Linked DNA regions of Homo sapiens: region 2 is linked to region 1. A link is an interaction called in ENCODE POLR2A ChIA-PET data of the cell type or tissue named here. Cell type or tissue: MCF 10A. All regions are shown on one strand.

Region 1 (5,000 bases):
TCAAGGCTCTGGCTCCTTTGGTTCATGACACAGTCCAGGAAGCTGTCGAGTGTCCCTGTCAGCCATCGTGATGATGTCCCTGGTGAGAATACCCATGTCCTCACCAGAAGCCTGTCTCTGAAGCTCTCAGAGCTGCCATTCCTGGGGTGCAGGAATAGTCCAACCAAAACCGCAGAGCGTGGCCCCTTCCAGACTTCTGAAGCTACATGGTTGGTGTTTGAGTTTTCATTTCATTTCTCAAGAGCATCTCCTTTAGCTTCTGAGCCTCATCCCCAATTCTCTGACAGCCACCGATTAAACAAAAGCATGCATATCAACCCAAGAACAAACAGCAATTTTCCTGCATAAAAATGACTCAAACCATTCTTAAAATATAAAATGAAGTAAAATTTCCCCAAAGGCAACTCAATGTATAGAGTAGAAAGTGTACTTTACATGCAGATAATATTTTTTTGTGAGCACAAAGAGCATTTCAGTCTCAAGAACCACAGCTGTGTCTCAAAAGCCTCTTCTCCAATTATGGTCCTGGCTTGATATTTACATACCCAAATGGCCCATTTGAGTGGTTTTCCAGAAACAGTGTCCTCCAATGTCTTCCTCTCTTTCCAACCCAAATTACTTAGAAATGGCAGTGCTTCGCTTCCAGCTTCCCCTCCACTCCACACAGATTTCCTTCATTTCTATAATTTTTTTCAGTGATTTTCGGGCCAAGTTTTAAGAGACCAGGAGTATGTTCAAGGGATCATCTCAGGTAAATGTCTTAAAAATGGACCATTTCCCCTGCAGTGAGGGAGGGAGGTGGAAAGTCCTGTAGCTTTCCTGGACAGACTAGACCATGGATGCTGACCAACCCAGAGCCATAGGCCTGGGCCCTTCTCCAGCATATTCAGGCAACTAAGAGTCAGCTTTTAAGCATAGCCTCATGTCAGAGACCCTGGGTCCAGGCTGATGACCAATGGTCTTTCTGACTCTAAGTGCAAGACTGTTTTCTGATGCCTCTTAGAAAAGACGCTGGGATTTTGAGGATGGCAGGGCCACTTCCATGAGTGTCCCCATGGGGACCAGCTCTGGGCAGCTCTTGCCAACCACCCCAGTAGGAAAGTGACCATTGCAAACTTTTTGCAGGTGAGACAGACCTGCTAATCATTACAAAATGGCTGAACCATGCGCGGACAGCCTGGAAAAAGCAGTCATTTTCAATACGAGTTTTAAAGCCTTCACCAAGTCCCTTGCCAACCCAGCTAATAGAAGGGAGGCTTGGGAAAGCTTACTCATCCTGCTTAGCCCAACTTTGTTCTGCCTCCTACTCAGTCATAAATTGCTGCACAGGCTGTGCTGGCTAAATTGACATTAAGAGTTATTAAAGGAATGAGTCTACAGTTTAGGAAATGTGCATTCATGATAGGCTTCTGCAGTCTTAGGAAGAGCCACGGCAGGGCAGGGGAAGCTGACAGTTGCAGAGGTGGGGCCTCACAGCTTGGAAAGTTGGAAGAAATCCTGGTGCTCTTGGAGGCCCAGTGCCCCCAGTTAAGGAGACACAGCCATAAAGGAACCCTATGGTGACTCATGCAGCCTTGTCTGTGATACTGACTGATGGTCTGTGGGTTTATGTCTGGTTTCCACACACAGGTTTGTGTATGCATGTCTTCCTCCAAAAATCATCATTTTAATTTTTTGGCAGCCTAGTGGTATTCATCTTGGAGTGTGAGTGGAGGTTCCTCCTGTCTGTATATTGGCAGCTCTAGCTTCCTGTCTACCATGGCCCATGGGCCTCCCTACACCAAGAAGCAACACTTGTTCCTCTGTGTTGCTTGGTTAACATGGAACACACCCAATCTGCTCTTGCACTTGCTTCTTTAACTCTTGTGGTGTCACCTACGCATTTGTGTATAACTTGTTTTCTCTACCAGATTGTGACCTCCTGGAGTACGGAAAATATCTGGTCTTCTCACTGTGCTATGGAGACAGCAGGTGTTCCACAAAAATAGTTTGCATGAGTAATTATGGAGCTGCTTCTGGGGCTGGCATCTGGAGGAAGACAATTACCTGTTACTTTAATTTTCTATACAGGGAGAGCAGATATACTTGTTAGAATTTATTGTAAAACAAGATGAAGCTTGTCTATGACTTAAGCAGCCAAGACGTGGTGCCCAGGTTTTGTTGAAAGGTTTACTTTGGCACTTTTCCAGATAACTGTGTTTGCCAGAGGAGTGACCACTGGATAGTAGTAGCGAAGGTTTAATGACATCTTTGCTGTATGCCAGAGAACTTTCTGTGGGCTGTATGTGCATTAACACATTTAATCTTCAAAACAGTTTGAGTTAAGTTCCCCATCACACCTATTTTACAGATGAAGAAACTGAGATAGGCTGGGCACGGTGGCTCACGCCTGTAATCCCAGCACTTTGGGAGGCTAAGGCGGGCAGATCATGAGGTCAGGAGTTCAAGACCATCCTGGCCAACATGGTGAAACCCTGTCTCTGCTAAAAATACAAAAATTAGCTGAGTGTGGTGGTGTGTGCCTGTAATTCCAGCTACTTGGGAGGCTGAGGCATGAGGATCGCTTGAACCCAGGAGGCAGAGGTTGCAGTGAGCTGAGATTGCGCCACTGAACTCCAGCCTGGTGACAGAGTGAGACTCCGTCTCAAAAAAAAAAAAAAAAAAAAAAAAAAAAAGAAACTGAGATATGTAGAGATTAAGTACCCCACCCAAAATCACATAACCAAAAAATTATGGAGCTGGGATTTAAGATCAGGCATTCTGACTTGAGAAACTGTACTCTTAACCGGGATGCTATAGGACCTCTCAAAAAACTTGAAACACACTGACCCACCCACCCATCCATCCACCTATCCATCAAATGTTTAAGCCCCTTTGAAATAAATAGCTTATATATAATGACTATATCTTTAAATCTTCTGCTCCACACCTCTTCTCAATGCCCTTCTTAGCTCTCAGACTTGGTAGAGGGCATCCACAGTGAATAAAACCTCTGGCTAGGATTTTGGAAGCAATAAAGAACACTGGAAATGATGACAGTAAGTTGGAGTCCACTAAGTTTATCCTGGAGAAGTGAAGAGAAGGACTTGCTGGAAATTATATGATTTGGGATACATATGAAAATTCTAGGAATGATTTTCTCTGGCAGCATTCATACTGGGTAATGTTTGGGAGGAGTCTTTCCATGTTTTCTTTATTATATTCCATATGTTGGTTTATATTTTTCTATTTCATTCTTCCAAAAGTTATAAAGGATATTTTTGTCCATTAGGTCTTTAATAGAGTATCTGCCTCTTCTACTATGATTTGAATAGTGTACCTTTGGTCTAACTGAACCATCAGGGGTTGCTTAAAATGGGAAAAGGGGAGATCTGGGTTTGGTACAGTACTAATCTCACTGGGACCGTTTCCTCACCCGTAAAGTAATGGAAATAAATGAGATGACCTCTAAGTCCTGTCTCAGTTCTGAGTCTGGTCCTGAGTATTTTTAGCCACATTTCTGGAAGGCTCACCTTCCTACACATTTTTCTTAATGTGCATATCAAAACTTTTCATTCTTGGCACTGGGTTTTTGGCATAACAACATCTTCAGCCCATCCTTCCTATCTTGGAAAATAACATTCAGGGAAAGGGGTGATTTAATTTTTCATTTTAGACAAGTTAAAGGTGCTTTCTTCTGGTCTTATAGGCCTTCTCTTTATTCCTTCCCCTAACTATTGAGTGGGCAGGATGTCCCAGTCAGCAAATAACCTTTAAATTCAGAGGACTAACCCACAGCTGCTTCCAGAGGCTGCTTGCAGGCATCACTTTGTAGATGAACAAGTCTTTTAATAGGGATAAAATGCTGGTGCTGCCTGCTGGTCTGTTGGCACATGTCCCGGAATTCTGCTAATGTTGCTTTCGTATTCAGGATTTGGATTTTTTGTCCTCATTACCTTAACACCTCTTTGCTATTAAAAAAAATTCAATGTCAGTCAAAGATGAAAACAACCAGTGTCAAGGCAGTAACAGCTTAGTGATTCCAGTAATAATAATATGTGCTAACATCTGCTGGATACTTACTATTTGTCAGGCACTGTTTTAAGTGCTTTGTATTCACCAGCTTGTTTGATTTTCTATGAGGTAGACATGATTATTCTTTTACAGTTCCTCAACAAAGGCACAGAGAAGTTAAGTAACTTGATTACAGTCACAGCTAGTGGTAGTTTTCTGAACTTTGGCTCTTAATACTGGAGATGAGGTGGGGGTATGCAAGAGCCTGCTGAAGAATAAAATGCATCTCAATAGACCTGAAAGACTGTATTTGGTGGGAGATTTGCCCAGCTGGATTCTAATAGCTTTAAATAAGCACTTACTGGGGAGAAATAGAAAATATTTCTAATCCTGGATGCTACAGAATGGTGGGCATATATAATATTTTCGCTGCAAAAATATTTATGCAGTATCTGCTATGTATCAGGAAGACTGCTAGGTGATTTAGAAGACTAAAAAGAGAGGAGTTACATGTGCTTCCAGAAAAAAAAAAAAGAAAAAAAAAGCCAAATGATTGGAAACAATATTTCTGGCCTCTGATGATTTTATGCAAATGCACAGAGTATGGAAAATAATAAAACCTTGCAGATTTAGAAACATCTAGACAATGGCCCAGCACAGTGGCTCACGCCTGTAATCCCAGCACTTTGGGAAACCAAGGAGGCGGATCATTTGTGGTCACGAGTTAAAGACCAGCCTGGCCAACATGGCAAAACCCCGTCTCTATTAAAAATACAAAAATTGCCAGGCGTGGTGGTGGGCACCTGTAATTCCAGCTGCTCAGGAGGCTGAGACATGAAAATTCCTTGAATCCGGGAGGTGGAGGTTGCAGTCGAGATTGCACTCCAGCCTGGGTGACAAAGTGAGACTCTGTCTCAAAAAAAATCCAAACCAACCAACAAACAAAAAAACACCCAGACAAATATCGTCTTTCCTATATGACCAAGATGGAATGGGCTAGGACTGAC
Region 2 (5,000 bases), 53 kb before region 1:
GTTACAGGGTGTCTTATTGGACAGAGAATAGGGGACTTGTTTGGAGGAATACTCTTGGTTTGAAACTGGTTCTGGAATTTGTGTCTTGAAGGCCTTCTGTTCGTTTTACTCTGTGTGTGTGTGTGTGTGTGTGTGTGTGTGTGTGTTTATATGTGCGGAGGGGAACCCTGAAGGAATTGCTGATGAACGAACGTCCAGCAGGCCTAACTCAGGGTGACTGCTCTTCTATCTTGCCTAAAGATGCCCATTGAGTCTGTGGTGGGAGGTTATCTCTCCCCACTGTGAGTGGATTAAAGACAACAGGGACCAACAGGAGACGGTTTGAGCCTTGCCAGATATTGGGTGCTGAACGAGGTGACTAGTGTCTGGTTTGTTACGTGTATTTTGCCTCGGCTGGGATGAAAAATGTTAATTCGGTTCCCCGTGCAACCTGCTGGGCAGCATCTTGCAAAAATAAGAATCTTTTGCCTACGGTTCCGTAAAAGAGAAAAGAGTGATTTTCTTTTATAAAGTGGTTTGACCTCTATAGCTATGGCACAGGGAACTGGGTCATCAAAAGCCGCTTCGTTCTTCTGGAAGCTGCAGAGAAGGGGAACCTGGAAACCTAGTATGCAGGCAAAAAGGGTAAGAATTTCTTACCAGACAAATTTCTGGTATTTCTCTCTCTCTTTCTCTCTCTCTCTCAATCTCTTTCTCTGTCTCTCTATGTGTGTGTGTGTGCTTGAGTGCAAACAGTAAACAACACTGTTTGTCTCCTCTGCAAAGGCAGACTGGTCCCCAGGCAACAAGGGGGACTTTTTGGGAAAGGGTTATTATCAATTCTGTTTCAGAGTCAAACCATGAACTGAATTTCTTCCCAAAATTAGTTCAGCCTATGCCCAGGAATGAACAAGGGCAGCTTAAAGGTTCGAAGCAAGGTGGAGTCAGTTAGGTCTGGTCTCTTTCACTGTCATAATTTCCTTAGTTATAATTTTTGCAAAGGCAGTACACCATATATCTGTGAAACCATCACCACAACCAATGCCATAAGCCTCCTTCAAAAGTTGCCTCTTACTCTATTAATATTTTAATGTGAATCTTTCCATTTAAGGCTCAATTGGAGGATACAAAAATATAAGTAATTAAGAATATTTTACCCTAAACATCTTATTAATTTTTCTAAAAATTCCAGATATATTTTTTCAAATTAAAAAATTTCAGGGAAAGTACAGAAATAAACAGATTTTAGGCCAGGCGCAGTGGCTCATGGCTGTAATCCCAGCACTTTGGGAGGCCGAGATGGGCAGATCTCCTGAGGTCAGGAGTTCGAGACCAGCCTGGCCAACATGGTGAAACCCTGTCTCTACTAAAAATACAAAAATTAGCCAGGCGTGGTGGCGGGCACCTGTAATCCTAGCTACTGAAGAGGCTGGGGCAGGAGAATCACTTGAGCCCGGGAGGTGGAGGTTGCAGTGAGCCAAGATCACACCACTGCATTCCAGCCTGGGCGACAAGAGTGAAACTCCATTAAAAAAAAAAAAAAGGTTTGAATCTGAATTTTTGTCCTTCGTTCTCCAGTTCTAAGCCTTTCATTTTTGGCATTGATGGGGACAGGGAACTAGCCCTTATTCTGAGGGATTTGCCTTAAATGCCAGGATGAATGTTTGGGTTCAATTCTCCTTAGCTCTGAGAAGCCATGGAAAGTTTTGAAGTGAGGGAGGTGGTTGAGAGTGACACCAGTTGGGTGGGGACTGCATTTTCCCCTGTCATGGCCATGGGAAGATGAGCATGGCACCAAGTCAGCCCACAGTTAGCGCTTCGACTGTGTGTCAGGGAGAGGAGGAACGCACGTGTTTGTGAGGAATGCATACCTGGCACCGGGCTTTCCATACTGTATATAAAAATGAGTAAAACTTTGGACATGTCCTAGGTTAAAAGTGTCAAATGTTGAGTCTGAATAAACCGAAGGATGGGACCACAGTAAAAGTAGATAAATAAGATAGAGACATAATTTTAAGAGACCAAATGAGGAGTTCAATTAGGCTCCCCAAGGAAATCTGTACTGTCTTGTGAACCCCAAAATATCTGAGTCAGGTCTCAATCAATTTAGAAAGTTTATCCTCAGGAGGTCCTGACAACATGTGCCCAGGGTGGTCGGGGTACAGCTTGCTTTTGTACATTTTAGGGAGACATGAGACATCAGTCAATACGTGTGAGATGTACATTGGTTCGATCTGATCTGGAAGGGTGGGACAACTCGAAGTTGGCAGAGAAGAGTTATTATCAGTAGAAAGGAATGTCTGGGTTATGACAGGGGGTTGTGGAGACCAAGGTTTTATCATGCAGATGAAGCCTCTAGGTAGCAGGCTCCAGAGAAACTAGATCATAAATGTTTCCCATCAGACCTAAGGTCTGTGTTGATGTTAATGCTGGGGGGATCTAATGAGGCGTGTCCACCCCCGTCTTTCATCATGGCCTGAGCTAGATTTTCAGGTTAACTCTGGAATGCCCTTGGCCAAGAGGAGGGATCCATTCTGATAATTGGGCCTCTTAGAATTTTACTTTTGGTTTACAGTCTCGGCCTTAGATGAAAAACTTCTTTAAGCTATTATCAGCATGTCTGCCTCAGTGTGAGTGAGTTTCAGTTTTCACAGAGCAGGTTTTAGAACAGCAGGAGTGGGGAGCTCTCTGCATCGCTGGTGTAGGGAAAGGGTGGCTGGGGAGGAGGCTCCTTCCCCATGAGCCCAAGGCTGCCCTGGAGGAAGAGTCAGGGCCCAGGCCTGCTCCTGTTTTCCTCTGGGCAAGGGTTATGCCTGCTGGGTGACCTGCAGATTCCTGAGAAGCTGAGTTCCATCTCCAGCACCTCCCCTGCAGGACACACAGTGAGTCAGCCACTGTCAGCCTCTGCTGGGTCTGAATGCTGTGAATAAGGTGGCCTTTGCAGCCACATGCCTTGCACGCACCTTCATCAGCCCTCTTTCCACAAGTCTTACTTACACCTGTGATGCAGCACATAAAGAAAGCTGGGTGAGTCACCGAGTGTCATGGTGAGAAACGGACTTTTTGTCATTTCTCCTGGAGACACCAAGAGTTAATATTGCATGGGCGTTGAGGCAGCCGGTGTCATCCGGCAAATAAGTATTCCAGTGTGTTCTCACTCCCCCATCACTCAAGATTCTTCCCTGCAGGAAACTCGCAACCAAACAAAAGGGTTGTTTTCTTACTCCCTTAGGTGACAGCAATATTGAATCATTGCATCGATCTGTCTTCTTATGGCTGGCTTTGTGTCTTTTAAGTGAGAAAGGGATACACAGCCTAACTGCACATCTTAAGAGCTTTGCCTTGTTTTTCAGAGCACGGCATGGCAATGGTAACAAGCATATACTGTCCACAGAAGGCGTTGTGGTCTCCCCACGGAACGGTTTATTGGCAATGCAATTTTCTTAATTCAGCTCCAAAGCAATTAAACATATTGAGCATCTGTTATGGGTAGTCTCGGGGCAGGGAGGGGGAGTGCAATAATGAATAAGAAATCATCGTTCACTGAGAGTTTCATTCATTTCTTTATTCAACAAATCCCTGTTCTAGGCACTGGTGACACCACAGGGAATAAAATAGAAAAAGTTCCTGCCCACATGTTGTTTTATTATAGCAGGGGCAGGAAACACCATCATAGCAGGCAGTGATACGTCATAGGAAGCAGGATGGTCAGAAAGACTTCTCTGAAGAGGCGGCATTTGGGTAGAATTGAATACCTCAGTGAGTGAGTGTGGGTTACCTGGGGGAGGAAACCCCTAAGTGAGGGCAGAGGCCTTGAGGTGGGAGCCTGTCTATTATGTCTGAGGAACAATGAGGAGGCAGTGTCGCCAAGCTTAGGGAGCAAGGGGAGCTCTGCAGGCCATGAAGGTCAGAGAGCCAGGCCAGATGGTGCAAGGGTTAGGGGCCACTTACGGACCTGGATTTTATGTCATTTCAGTTTAATTTTTGCATTTGGGTTTTTTATTCTTTTTTTAGCATATGGGACTTTGAAAAGTAAAACTTTTTACTGAAACATAACCAACACAGAGACATACAAAATCCTCAATGCATAGACACAGCACTTGTGTCTGTGTTACACTTGTGTAACCAGTGCTCAGAGTGAGCAATCGAATTTCACCAGCGCCCCCACCCTAGTGGCCTGTCTCAGTCACCCTCCCCTCCCCACGGAGAGCCACTATCTGATTTCTAGAAAGATAGACTGAGTCTGAACTTTATGTAAGTGGAATCATACGGTATGTACTCTTTTATATCTGGTTTCATTCATTCAGTATTATGGTTGCGAGATTCTTTCATGTTATGGGTTATAACTGTTCATTCTTGTTGCTATTTTCCAGTGTATGAACATTCCACAGTTTATTTGTCTATCCACTAGGGTTGTTTCCAATTTTTGGCTAATACAAATACAGCTTCTAGGAGCATTCATGTATGTGTCTTTTGGTCTATATATATGCGTTTCTGTTGAGTATAATAAACCTAGAAGTGGAATTGCTGGTTCGTGGGCCATATATGTGTTCAACTTAGTAAATATTGCCAAATATTTCCATAGCGCTTGTATCAGTTCACTCCCACCAACATTAAATAAAAGTTCCCATTGCTCCATATTCTTGTCAGCACTTGGAATAATTTGTAATGTTTGTTTTAGCCATTTTGATGTATATGTAGTGGTATTGCATTGTGATCTTAATTTGCATTTCCCTGATAACTCATGAAGTTAAGCACCTTTTCATATGTTTGTAGGCCATAATTAGGAAATCTACTTTTGTGAAGTACCTGTTCAAATCTTTTGCCCAGGATTTTTTCTGTTAATTGACCGTCTTTTAAAAACAGGTTATAGGCATTCTTTGTGTATGCTGGACATAGGTCTTTGACTGGATATTTATACTGCAAGGAACTTCTCCCACTCTGTGGTTTGCATTTTCATCTCTTAACGATATCTTTTAGGGGAAAATTTCTTGATTTTAACATAGCTCATAGGTTTTGAT

Evidence for each region. ChIA-PET counts read pairs that join two places held together with the same protein. Peaks named below come from ENCODE experiments on the same cell type or tissue, not always from the same donor. Only the 100,000 strongest peaks of a DNase experiment are listed, where the experiment ranks them.
Region 2: POLR2A ChIA-PET joins it to region 1 with 5 read pairs; 2 of 35 experiments call an interaction of 5 or more read pairs at or near these places.

What each region holds. Positions count from the first base shown.
Region 1 is chr13:32,879,847-32,884,846 of GRCh38, forward strand. All of the region lies in intron 3 of LINC00423 (long intergenic non-protein coding RNA 423), which reads right to left. Among named protein-coding and RNA genes, the nearest start is that of LINC00423, 29 kb to the right of the region's middle. In MCF 10A, no CTCF peak of the experiment used is centred here; DNase peaks (open chromatin) are centred at 1,445 and 2,175.
Region 2 is chr13:32,827,109-32,832,108 of GRCh38, forward strand. All of the region lies in intron 4 of LINC00423 (long intergenic non-protein coding RNA 423), which reads right to left. Among named protein-coding and RNA genes, the nearest start is that of LINC00423, 82 kb to the right of the region's middle. In MCF 10A, no CTCF peak of the experiment used is centred here; a DNase peak (open chromatin) is centred at 2,923.